Linked DNA regions of Mus musculus: region 2 is linked to region 1. Evidence: chromatin contacts called from ENCODE Hi-C or POLR2A ChIA-PET data. All regions are on one chromosome and are shown on one strand. The core of a region is the stretch at or near the end of the contact, and the rest is flanking DNA. Distances in the headings are between cores, read along the strand shown.

What was found. A loop is a pair of places that touch in the nucleus more often than their neighbours do. ChIA-PET counts read pairs that join two places held with the same protein, here RNA polymerase II (POLR2A).
Region 2: a loop to region 1 is called in a map of heart, with 3 times the contacts of the local background. The contact joins the promoter of Fam240a here to the promoter of Als2cl in region 1. A Hi-C loop is called at or near these places in 5 of 37 maps with a recorded cell type or tissue (all heart). POLR2A ChIA-PET finds 5 or more read pairs at or near these places in 3 of 5 experiments (Patski and embryonic stem cell).

Annotation. Positions count from the first base shown.
Region 1 is chr9:110,878,487-110,885,434 of GRCm38, reverse strand. Als2cl (ALS2 C-terminal like) reads right to left here and starts at 5,261. Exons shown (of 27, transcript NM_001146059.1): 1 at 5,206-5,261; 2 at 2,612-2,721; 3 at 1,289-1,420; 4 at 370-568; 5 at 1-47. The coding sequence starts at 1,391. It overlaps Tmie (transmembrane inner ear), which reads left to right and starts at 5,362. Exons shown (of 6, transcript NM_146260.3): 1 at 5,362-6,165.
Region 2 is chr9:110,915,178-110,921,535 of GRCm38, reverse strand. Fam240a (family with sequence similarity 240 member A) reads left to right here and starts at 4,638. Exons shown (of 3, transcript NM_001195437.2): 1 at 4,638-4,739; 2 at 4,939-5,084. The coding sequence starts at 4,942.

The DNA.
Region 1 (6,948 bases), core at 4,012-6,511:
TCTGAAAAGCTTGCGCCACCACGCAATCAGTGTAGGACTTGATGTATCTATGAGCAACCCAGGATCACCTTGAAAGCCCAGCTCCCAATGCACACTCAGACTCTGCCCTCTTGGGGGGTCCCAGATACCACCCACTGAGCAGCCAGAATCCTGATGGTCTAGGCAGTTGCCCTCAAGCCATGACCCAACAGTTGTATCTCATAGGTCTGGTCCAGGCCTGAGCCTATATGCCTGCTACCAAGCCAATACCCTAGACCATAGGAGACCCACCCCAGCTGACCCTTAGGATCAAATAGCAGAGATGGCACTCTGGCACTGTGGCCAAGCAACAAACTGTCCAAAGGCAGGGGTGAGAGCAGGGCGTCTTACTCCATGTGGGCTTGTAGGACATGGTCAGCATTGCTCAGTAACAGCACGGCCTCTAGACCCTTGGAAGGTGGGTGGTATAGCCTCTGCCGCAGCGAAAGCAGGCTTTGCTCTGTCACATACCACAACCGCTGGGCACTCTCATGCAGCTGCTGCAGAAGCCGAAGGCACTCTTTGCCACAGGGATCTGAGGGCTCCGGGTCTGTGGAAAGCAGAGCCACCCTGAGCTGGCGTTGATGGGTAGTCCTGTAGCTCTAGGAGGCTCAGGACTGTATTAGTACCCCATAGAGCTCCTCAGGGGCAGGGCATGCTAGGGTAAAGGGCTGAACCCTGAGTAATGAGGCTTGTATGTGTGCCTCCTGCTTAACAGGACAACCCTAATCATTTTGGGGAACCAAGATTTCTAGCTCCCCTGAGTCTCTGCCTCTTCTCTTTAGACCCAGATGCAGAACGTGGAGTCTTCAGGGTCACTCCCAACCACCTTAGAGATACACAGACAGGTTGTGAGAGAGGAAAACACCTGCCCAAGGTCAAATTCCAAGGGTGACCCCCAGGTGAAAGCCTTATGTGTCCTGCCTTCTAATCAAGGCTTTCCAAAGCATCCCGGGGAGCCCCGTGTGGGAACAGGGAGTGAGGCAAGCGGTACACATAGGCCTGTGGTCCTCAGAAGCCATTTGGGAAGGCAACAGCCAGGACCTGGTGGCCAAGGCCTCACTCAGTTCCATCAAAAGATACCAGCACTTCCACTTGAGTTTGAGAAGGCTATCTCAGAATGTCTAACAAGGGAGAAATCGTATCCCTGGGGGGCCCTCCTGTGCCCCCTTCCCCACTGAGGCCTACACTCGCCAGCTAAGAGCAGAGGCTGCATCTTACCGCTGGGAGCCCTCCTGTGCCCCCCTTCCCCACTGAGGCCTACACTCACCAGCTAAGAGCAGAGGCTGCAGGATGAGACTGATGGTTCGAGCAAGAGTCGTTGAGAAGACCTCCTCCAGCCGGAGCAGGTCTGCCTCCTCAGAGCTAGACATAGCCAGGGTGCGGCGAGGCACTCGGCCTACTGGGTAGGAAGGACACAGGTCAGAGAACATGGCAGGGGCGCAAATATCCTCCCCAGTTCCCAGAGGTAAGGCCCATAATCACCTACATCAGAGTCAATCAGTGAGTCCAGCTTCTCACAGAGAGGAGGTCTCTCCTGGCCACTGACCCTGCCCTGCTCCCTGCCCCAGAGGGAATAAAAGCTGAAAACTACCAAGGGAAGCATCGCTTCCCGCCCGAAAGCATGTGTTCTTTCAGCCTAGTTTCGGCCTGCTCAGACACTCCATGAACCCAGGCACCCAGGGGGATAACTACCTCATCGTTCTTTGTCCTGGATATCTTTCCACTGAAAGGCCCCACTCAGGGACTCTGTGATCTTTGGGGCAAGGGGCACAGATGCTATCAGCTATCAGATAGGTTGAGCTATATCTGATATGCTATCAGATATCAGCTCAACAATATGCTGATATCCAGACTCAGGGTCCTTGTCACTAAATAGAGCTCAGTAAGCCAGGGGAGATCTGATACAACAGCAGTCTGGAGGCCTCCTGATGAAGCCACCGGGGAGACAAGAGGACAGCAGAGTGTAGTGGGGCACACCCAGCACTGGGGAGGCAGAGGCAGCAGGATTTTGCTATGGACTCCAGGGCAGTAACCTAAGATATGACCTTATCAGAAAGGAAGGGGGAAAGAGAAGGACTGAGGAGAGGAAAGGAGGGAGAGAGGGAGGGAGGGAAGGAGGGAGGGAGAGAGAAAAAGGAACAGGAAGAAGACAGCTTAGTAGCAAGGAAAAGTAAAAGTTCGGGGCTGGAGAGATGGCTCAGCAGTTAAGAGCACTAACTGCTCTTCCAAAGGTCCTGAGTTCAAATCCCAGCAACTACATGATGGCTCACAATCATCCATAATGAAATCTGATGCCCTTTTCTGGGGTGTGCAGGGTTGGAGCGAGCAGGGTCAGAGCAAGCAGGGGCTGGAGCGAGAGCTAGAAAGTTGGCTCAGCGGTTAAGAACACTGACTGCTCTTCCAAAGGTCCTGAGTTCAAATCCCAGCAACCACATGGTGACTCACAACCCTCTGTAATGAGATGGTATGCCCTCTTCTGGTGTGTCTGAAAACAGCTACAGTGTACTTACATATAATAAATAAATACATCTTAAAAAGAAAGAAAGAAAGGTTCATTGAAATGTCTGCCCAGCCTGTGAGGATGGCCCACCTTCATTGGCCGGCAGACAAGCCTCACTTTGCCTCAGTCAACCCTGAAGATCATGCAGAGCTTCAGAACGAGGGAACAGGAGATCACACATCAGACTCAGCAAGACAAACCTGGTGACAGGTGACAGAAGGGCAATGAGAAAACTCAGCACGGACAGGAGCCCAGCCCCTGTAAGTCCACCTCCCCCAACCAGACTGAGCAGGATAAGTGGGTCCCACTCAGGAACAGGGTCACTGAGGTAGGCAGGCAGATCAGCTGCCCTAACTGAGCGATCTTAAGCAAGCTGCAATACAGCATCCTGACTCGAGGCACAGGTAGTGAGGAAGCATGTCTGAACCTAGTCCACAGCTGGGCTGTCTGTGGCCCTGCTCAGGCAAAGCCTCCCAAAGCCAGCCCTCACTGTCTTCACTTGGCAAGGATGTTCATCTGCCCAAGTGGCCTGACCCGGAGGGACGCCTCGGGGTGGGGTTAAAGCGTTTTCACTCTGCCTTGTCCTGACACTCTGAAAACGTTTGAAATGAGCAGACTGGGGTGAGTCAGATGTCATCGGGGTGGCCAATGATGGGCAGGTAGGCAGGCACCCCAAATGTCATGAGAGCATCACAGGTCCCTGGCAGAACCTAGGGCTCAGGAGAACTGGCTGCAGAACAGAGCAGGGCGGGGACCTCAGAACTCTGGCCCAGACATTCCTGCCCCACCTTTCCTGCTGCAGTTTGGCTGCATGGGGAGGAGGAGAGACAGGAAAAGGAAGCCGCTAGACACCCAACAGGAGCCATCTTTGCTGGCAGTAAACATAGTGCCTCCCCCCAAACACAGACAAGCAGAGGGTGAGGAGGACAGACTCGGGATCCTCTGGTTCGGCATCTGGTTTCCACTGGCCATGAGAGCCCAGCTGAGGGACTGAGGTGGGCCAAGTGACCTGGGCCTCCCTGACCCTCAACCATGTTTCCAGACATTGATAGACTGGAACGTCTATCCCTATAACCTTGAACTACCCTGGTACCCTGCCCACATTTAGCCGGCTGTCCACAAGAGATCCATCTCAGCCTGATATGTCATAGCTTACCCATCCCTGGTCCTCTCTGAAAAGGAGATCTAACTAGACCAGGACATTTCAGACTCCTGTGGTTGCCCCTCAAAAGAATAAACTGTAGAGAGACGCTTCTCTTGGCATGGATAGACTGGACCTGGGTAGATACGACAGACCCAGATTAGCAGCCACTAACTCTATAGTAGTACCTTTTAGGTCTGTGGTCCCAGAAGGATTTCCACCCCCAGGAAATCACATCACCAGAGGAAAGGGCAGACATTAAACATGGATGGTAAAGGTGGCCCAGGAAGGCTACATCTGGAGTCTGATATAGAAGTCTCCCAGCTAGGAGCTAGAAGCGGTGTCGTGAGTAAAAGGCCAGACACGAGTGTTTGAGAGTATGAGCCAGCAAGAATATTCTCTCTAGCCCTGGGCCCAGCACCCATCCCATAGCCCTCTGGTCAACAACACGGCTTCCTCATACTCTCCCTCCTGCCAACTCTGGGGTCCTGAGTGGCAGGCTGTGCAAACGGTGAATTTGAGGCATGGAAAGTCCAGGAGGGTGTAGAGATACTATCTGTAGATCAGGTGCAGAGCTCAGACCCAGGCCCCTCACTCCCAGCCCTAACAGGCTCACGAGAACTAAGTGGCTCAGAGGTGCTGGGTGACTCACTGAGGTACACCCAGCATTCCTAGTAGGGCCCAGCCTCCCTTCTCACCCCGGGTAGACTTGGTTCAAAAGCTGCAGGGTGAGGCCAAAAAAGTTAAGCTGGGTGCACAGGTGACTCAGCTATTGTCCTTGTGGCCATCTAAACAGTAGCTAGACCTTTCCCTTGCATTCTTGGCCTCTGTCCACACCAGATCGCTCCCAAGCAGGGTCACTGGGGCCTTCCCTGCCCTCACCCAGTTCTGGCCCCTCAGGCCCCTTAAGCCGCACCCTAGCATGGCACTCACTCTGGTATTTCCTGATCTGGAGTGGCATGGACCTTATTTCTGCTTTTCCTGGACTATGCTAGAGGCCCATTAATCAACCTACATGCCCGGTGGGCAGTGGAGAAAGTGCTCCAGGCAAGTGCACAAAACTGTCACACGGGCCCTCCAGTCTTCAGCCCCTTCTCTGCCTCTCTTGCCCTACATGCCTCCCAGTCTCCGCATTAGCTTTTCCCGACTGCATTAGTCAGTTCCAAACTACTCTGCTCCAACATTCGGACATCCGTCTAGGCTCCTCCCAGGCAGGCAACACCACCTTTTCGGCTTCTCTGTCAGCCCTTCCGCCCTGACCAGCCAGGTCACCTGCTCCTGGCAGCCTCTCTCCCTCTGGGTGATAAACTCGCACCTGGGTTCTGGCCTGGACGCAGGGCACGGTGCTCGCGCTCCGCACTGCTGCTAGGGGTTGGACCCCGCGCTGCGTTTAAACCGGAGCCGGGCGGCCACGGGACCGGGAGGAGGAAGCTGAGACCGAAGATGGAGGGCTCGTGACCATGGCAGCGGGAGGAGGAGAGAGCCCCCACCCGCAGCTGAGCTCGTGGGGCAGCGGACCCCGCCCACCGACGCGCGCTCTTACCTGCGCTTTGCGCCGCGGTGCCCCGAGTGGCCGCGCAGCTCCGCGCCGGGCCGCCCTTCCTCTCCGCGCCCCGCCCCGAGGTGTTGTTCGCGCGGGGGCGTCTCCGAGGAGGCGGGGCTCGGCCTCGGAATGTCCCCAAGCCAACAACTCTCTCCCAGAGCCTCTCCCGCCAGACTGCGAAAGCTCCCCTTCGGTCGGTCCGCGAGCTCCCCAGGATCGCACCCTGGCTGTCTTTCGCCTTTTACCTCCCTCTCCAGATCCGAGGACGGCAGGCAGTGCCTGGGGCCACCCCGATTTCCTTACCCACCAACTCTGCCCAGGCTGTAGCTCTGAAATCTTGCCGACCCCCTTTGGGTCACTGGGCACCCCCCCCCCCTCACCCTCACACACCCGCGAAGGAGCCCTGGGTAGATTCGGGAAACTTGTTGCTTAGAGCAGTTGGCCATGATGATCCGAAGACCCTGAACTGGGCATGCTTTGGTAGCAGCTACTGCTGTGTGTAACCTTGAAGGAGGCCCCCTGCATTCATTCCGGGTACAGCCTGAAGCTGGCCAGTTTCCTGTGCCAAAGCCTTCGACCTTGGAAAGAGCAGCGCAGTTCCAAACCAAAGTCTTGGAAGGAGGAGGGACCATGGTTCAAACCTGTAACAAAGAGGCCTGCTGTCCAGCTGCCGGGCTCCCTTTTGGCCAGCAAGCAAGTCACCCCTCCACCTGCAGTGGCACCCGGCCTCTAGGAGCTGCTGACTAGCCTGGCTGAGTTGCTTCTAAGCCTTCCAAGCCTGAGTACAGAGAGAAGCCTGGGGAGGAGACAGCTGTGAAAGAGCAAGGATAGTCCACCTGCCCCCTACCCAAGTTTTGGACAGCCTCCATGCATTCTGCCAGAGAGAAAAGAGACTTCTAAGAGTTTCTCAGAAGGGGCCTGCCAACTTCAGCATCCCTGGCTCCCTTGGGGTGCTTTCTGGTGAGCATTTAAGTTCTGCCAATCTGCCCTACAGTGGCAGGCTCCAAGTTTGTTGCCCAAGAACCCTACCGCGGTTGCTGCTCTTGTTCACTTCCCTGCTCCAATCTTGGTCTCTCCATCGTCAAGAACCCTCCCGAGCCTCTTCTTCCCTCTCCACTCGGCCAAAACATCTCCTTCCTTCCAGCCTTTTCTTTCTTTCTTGTAAATACTTTTTTAAAAGATAAATGTATTACAGGTTCTTTTTTTTTTTTTTCATGTATGATGTGTATGTATATCCATGCAGGAGTGTGTGAGTGTGTGAGTGTGTGTGTGTGTGTGTGTGTGTGTGATGTTTGGCTGTGTCTCCTCTGGTGCTTTTTTTTTTTTTTGAGACAGCCTCTCATAGGCCTTCACCTAACCACATAGACTAGACTGAGTGCCCAGTGAGTACCTGACTGTCCCTGCCTCCCTGTAATGGGATTACAATTGTCTGCCACCACACCTTGCTTTTTCACATGGGTTTTGGGGATCATGCCTACATGCAAGTACTGAACTGAGGTGACACCTCAACCCCAGCTTTGCTGCTTTCAATACTCTCCTGTGTACCCCGCTCCCACCTCCCCTACCCCCGAGGATGCACCATCCCCCAGATACCTACTTCTCTAACCCCTGCCCTCTGCCTGCCTGGGAGGAAGAAAGGGGCATCCCAGCTTCCTTCATGAGATGCGACGACTTTCTCATCCACTCAGCCTTCTCACATGCATCCCCACTCCTTGTTCTGTTATCTGCCTCGAGGCAAGGCCT
Region 2 (6,358 bases), core at 3,389-5,888, 37 kb before region 1:
AATAGTAATAACAATGAGAATCTGGAGAGTGGCTAAACATTTTTAGAAAATTGAAAAGTAATCTTGTTAAAAAGTTGCTCTTAGGAGAAACTGGCCATGCAGGAAGCTCGCTCTTGGTACACATGGTCCACTGTGTTAACAATGAGGCACTCCAGCCAAGAGTCATAAGAATGACCAGTACAAGCCAAAACTCTTAAAAAACAAAAAAACAAAAAAACCCTCTCAGATTCCTACATTTGGTCTTAATGCTCTAGGTAATATGAGACTTGAGGGACTGAGCTGTTGGCATGGCATCGGACTCACAGGGGACAAACGTTCTCTTCTTTCATTTGACTCCCAGAGCATGTGTCGGCTCCTCATTCAGAATGGATGCCTCACAGATGTGATCGGTTCAAGTTTTGTGTAACTGAATTCATGCTATGGTTTAAGCATTGATTAATCCGGGGGAGTGGCGCCATGGTGACTGGGAGCCAGCCGGAGAGTGAGCAGAATTGATGGCGGGCACAGTCTGGCCCGTGGTGTCCTCGGCGAACAGACACAGGGGGATCATTTATTTCTCTAGAACAGTCCCTGGTGCTCCCAAAGAGCCTTCCGATTAATTCAAGACTCCACCTCACCCTTCTGCAAAGAGAAACGGTTGGTCTCTTTGTAAAATCGAGGAAACTAAAACACAAACACAGGAAACACATGCCTGTGTGACAGAATGCACTGAGATGCTAACCCCGGAGCACCCCTCCCATCCCTGTGGGTGAAGGCAGTGGGGCAGGAGTGAGTCTCTACACCAAAGACATAAGAAACATTTCTCCACCTTTATAGAGCCTTAACTTGAGTGTAATAAAATCCATCCACTTTAGTATACAGGTTGATAAATCTTAACAATTACATTCGGCTACCCCACCAAAATTATAAACAAGGACACAGCACATTCTCACAACACTACAAAGCAGCCAAGACCAACCAGCAAACTCCATCCCGCTTCTGTAGATGCGGCTGTGGCTCAGCAGAGACTCTGAGGAGACCACTTCCCTTCCAGGTTATTTCTGCCTGTCAGCCAATACACATGCCCCACTCCCAGAAGCACCTACAAGCCCTCGGACCAGATGAGGACCCACTTTGTCTAAACTCCCATCCCAACAGCTGACACAAGAGGTGTCTATGTCTGTGATAAGAATCCCCTGCCCACTCCGCTAGAGCCCAAGTCAGTGCAGGATGGGGACCCTGTGTCATCCCAGCACAGCTGTTGGGATGAGGCAGATGGGAGTATTAGATATTTTCACTTGTCTTTGCTCTCGTTTTCATATTGTGCTGAAAGTGTGTTTCTAAAGTTGTAATTGATTCTTTTTCTTTTCTTAAAAAATGTATTTATTTTACTTATTATGAATGTTTTGCTGGCATGTTTGTTCGCCACATGTGTGCCCGGTGCCTCTGAGGTCAGAAGAGAGCATCAGACCCTCTGGAACTGGAGTTCCCAATGGTTGTGAGCCACCCTGTTGGTGCTGGGAACTGAGCTCAGGTCCTCTGCAAGAGCAGCCACTGCTCTGAGAGGTGGAGCCATCTCTCCCACCCACCCCTGGTTTTCTTGAAGCTTCAAAGTTACCGACAGCAACTGCTCTAGTTGTGGGCCTAGTGACACTGACAACGAAAACAGATTAAGGAGTTGAGGGAGATGAAAATAGAGTGCACTAGTAAAAATGATTTTCAGGGGTGTGGCACACACCCCAGCATGACCCTGAAAGCAGAAGACAACAGGCAGGAGGGAGTCAGTTCTCCCTTTCTGCCATGCTGGGCTAAGGAATCCAACTCAGGACTGGTGGCAAGTGCTTTATACTCTGAGCCATCCCACTGCCTGGGGTTTTTCTATTTCTTCATACACATATGGAATACCTCTGGGTATGTGACAGCCTTTCAAGGACAGAGGGACGAAAGGGCTTCCCTGATGCTCCTCTGGGTGTAGGCTGTTGGGTGACATTGCTTAACCTAGAAACAGTGGTTGCCCTGCCACCAAAGCATTACATGGCGGTGAGCAGACCAGGCATAATGAGAGTCAGTCACAGACCCAGGAAACCAGACAGCACTGTGTACAAACAAAGAAAATGGACTCTATCCTGAGATGTCAGTTATATTCCCCCAGCTTTGATGATCCCCCACCAGAGAACAGTCAGAAAGTCTGAGGTCTGAGGCTATCTCTCGTCCTAACCCTAGGAATGCTGAGTGGGTCCAGAAGTTCGAGACTAGCCAAGGCAATATAGTAAGATGTTTATCACAAAACAAAACAAAACAAAACAAAACAAAACAAAACAAACCCAAGTCAGGATTGCAGTGCATATCTGTAATCCTAATACCCAAGAGGTAGGAAGGAGAGAATCAGAAGTTCAAGGTTACTCTCAGCTATGTAGGGAGTTCCAGCTTAGCCTGGGCCATAGACTCTGTCTTTTAAAATAATTTTTTTTCAGCTCTTACTCCTGCTTCTTCCCCTTGCCTCTTGCCCCCTTGCTCCCTCCCTCTCTCTCCATTCCTCCACTCCCACCCCACGTAGTCACAGCCAGCCTCTACTTCTCTATTCTCTCCTTTTCTCTGCCTTTCTCTGCCCCTGCTACTCCCCTCCCCACCCTAAATAAACTGTATTCTATACTAAAAAAAATAAATAAATAAAAATCAAACTTTGGATCTTTTTGAGTGCTGACACACTGCCACAGTGGAAGATCCCACATCGTGAAGCTGTTTCATGCATGAAATTCTCTAAAAACGATGTCTAAAACTGCATCCCTGCCATGTGTGTGGGGCGTGCACCAAACACAAATGAGTTTCATGTTTAAAGTGGGGAAAACATTCTATTATGCGTATGTAAGTATTTAAAAAAATCTTTAACTATTTCTGGTCTCAAGCATGTTGGATAAGATATTCAGCTTGTAAATGTATTCAAAACTTTGTTTGTTTGTTTGTTTGTTTGTTTTCTGAGACAGGTTTTCTTTGTATAGCCCTGGCTATCCTGGAACTGACTTTGTAGACCAGGCTGGTCTCAAACTCAGAAATCCCCCTGCCTCTGCCTCCCAAGTGCTGGGATTAAAGGTGTGCAACAACCACCTGCTGGCAAGATTTTTTTAAAGTTTTTAATTGGTGTCTGTGGGAGGGAATGTTTGTGTGCACTTGAGTGCGGATGTATTTGGGGACCAGAAGAGGATGGAGCTGGAGTTACAGGCAGTTGTGAGCTGCCCAGCATGCGTGCTGGGAAATGGGATGGGATCCTCTGGAAGAACAGTTCTTGACAACTGAGCCATTTTTTCAGCCCTCAGAGAATTGTTCTAACAAGCCGGGGACATGGGCTCAGTGAAGACAGAGGTCTGGAAAGAACGTCTGTTTTCAAGCTCTCCTTAGACCCCACCCAACTCTCATGGCCACTGACCATGACAGAATTATGGGCCAGATTTTTAGGAGTCCTGGTGGCCCTTCAACACTCCCTGCTGTGACATCAGCACTCAGTTGTCACACCCTCATCTCCATCAGTACTGCTGGCCTTGCTCTCCAGGTTCTCCCCTCTGGCTTTCCCCAGGGGTACACAGGCCCAAGGCACAGCAGGGGGGTCTTCATTGATACCCCTGGGGCTGACCACTCTCTGGATCATTTGAGAATCAGTGCACACTGCAGCATCCGTCCGTCCATCCATCCATCCATCCGTCCATCCGTCCGTCTCTCCTACTCTGGCCACAGTAGATCCCAGGCTACCTTAGGCAGCTTGGTCGCCACTCCCCCAGACCCACTCTCACCTGTAGTCTACGCCCCAGCATGCCTTGCAGAGATGGTCTGGGCATCATTGATTTCATTCACACACATATGGGCAGACCTTCTTACGTCCCTTGAGCCACGACTTTCCCTCCAGATTGGCGTCTCCTGTGCACGCCTCTTTGGAGCAGGTGCTGACCTTTCTTAGTTCAGATAGGGTCTTTTCATGCAGCCCTAACTGGACTGGTACTCTTCATGTAACCCAGACTAGCTTTGAACACACTCCCCATTCTCTCTCTCTCTCTGTCTCTCTCTGTCTCTCTCTCATCTCTCTTTCTCTCCCCCCTAGCATTGCAGAGACAAAATTGAGTGGATCTTTATGAATTTGAGGACAGCATGAGCTACACAGTAAATTCCAGGCCACCCAGAGCCACACAGTGAGACCCTGTCTCTCTCTCTTTTTTTAATATTTATTTATTTACCATATGTAAGTATACTGTAGCTGTCTTAGACACACCAGAAGAGGGCGTCAGATCTCATTACAGATGGTTGTGAGCCACCATGTGGTTGCTGGGATTTGAACTCAGGACCTTTGGAAGAGCAGTCGGTGCTCTTAACCCCTGAGCCATCTCACCAGCCCAGAGACCCTGTCTCTTTCTCTCTTTTTTTTCCTTAAAGTGAAAATGAGGGCCATCTAGCATGAATGGGGTGCCCATGTGTGTGCATACAGACCGAAAACAGCTAGGTGTTTGTTGTATCAAACCCTGTGATCACTCCGTGTCACACATCCCTTGAGCAGAAGGCTCAAACCTTTCAGAAGTTCGGAGCTTGTCAGGTTATCATTTGAGATGATACAAGTGGTTTCTGTCACCGCTCAGTGAGTCACTGCCTAGTTCACGTGGGTGTCCCAAACCCACAGTGCACACACCTGAGCTTACTGCTAAGGAGTGGTTCCCCTTCCAGTAAAGGAGAATGACAGAATTTTCCTCCAGGCGGGTGTTCACGGCACTCCTGTCCAGGTTCACTCCACTCTCCATGCTTGAACCATCTGTCTTCAGTTCTTACCATGTGTTGACAAGGGATGTTCTCAGGAGGCCAGGTGCCTCCGGCTTTGTGGCTGGCCAGGGTCATAAGAAAACTGTATTCAAATGGATCCTGTATCCTGCAGAATCCAAGGCTCACGCTTGCAAGGGCTTCAATGTCTCCTTGTCTTTTCAGGGGATGAACAATCAGTATGTCCGTCGAGAGGTCTTCTGCAGGAACAGCTGCCATGAGCTCAAGCGGTTCTGGGAGAGGGAGATCGGGAAGCAGGCGTGCTACAGAGAGTCCGAGGAGCACCGCCTAGGAAGGAGCGCCCTGAGAAAGTACGCAGCACATGTCTGTCTTAACACATTTCAAAAAGGTTTATGTTTCTTGTGATGTCTTGCCTGTATGCCTGTATGCCTGTGCAGCATGTGCGTGCAGAGTCCTGGGGGCCAGGAGAAGGTATTGGAGCCTCTGAACTGGAATTACAGACTGTTGTTAGCTGCCATGTGGATGTTCACAACTGTAACTCTGGCTCCAGGGATCCAACACCTCTGGTGTCTTTGAGTATCTGCATTTACACACACACACACACACACACACACACGCGCGCGCGCGCGCGTCCTCGTGCACAGGAATGATGTACACAGATTATTTGAAATAATAAAAATAAGTCTTAAGCAGGGCATGCCTTTAATCCCAGCACTTGGGAGGCAGAGGCAGGGGGATTTCTGAGTTCAAGGCCAGCCTGGTCTACAGAGTGAGTTCCAGGACAGCCAGGGCTACACAGAGAAACCCTGTCTCGAAAAACAAAACAAAACAAAAAAAAAAAAAAAAAAAAAAAAAAAAGTCTTAAGCTGTACAATGGATGCACTGGAGATGGCTCAGAGGCAAGTCTGGGTAACATTAAACTGTTTAAAAAAAGGAAAGAGGGAAGGAAAGGAAGAAGGTGGGAGGGGAGGAGGGAGATAGGAAGGAAGGAAGAAGGAAAAAGGCGGCTACAAAACGGACGTAGGAGGAAATGGCTCACTTTTGGTAACTGGTGAAGTGGTAAACCATTTGCCACTCGGGCTGGAGGGGGTGGGGGGAGCGGAGCAAGAGGGAGAAAGGGAAGGAGGAAGAAAAAAAAATTCACGTACAGCAGTGCCGGCCCACAGCCCCTGTGCTGGGGAGGAAGGCAGGCAGGAAGATCACTAGAATCTTCTGGTTAGCCAGTCTCACTGAATTGGCCAACTCCAGTTTAGTGAAAGATCCTTGTATCAAGAAATAAAGTAGGGGCTGGAAAGCCGGCTCTGAAAGAGAGGGATCTTCTGGGGGGCTCAATTCCCAGCACCCACATGTGGCTCACAACTGTCTGTAGTTCTGGTTCCAGGGGATCCAATTCCCTCTTTTGGTCTCTGAGACACCAGGCATGCACGTGGGACACGGACATGCATGCAGACAAAATATTCATACATATTTTTTAAATTTAAAAATAAGGTAAGGTACTAGAAAGTAAGACACCCGACATTGATTTCTGGCCTCCGAGTGCACCTGCGCACGCAAGACCCCCGACCCCAAACACACATGCATACATATATATTTACACACGGAAAACCTCAGTCAGAAAGTGACT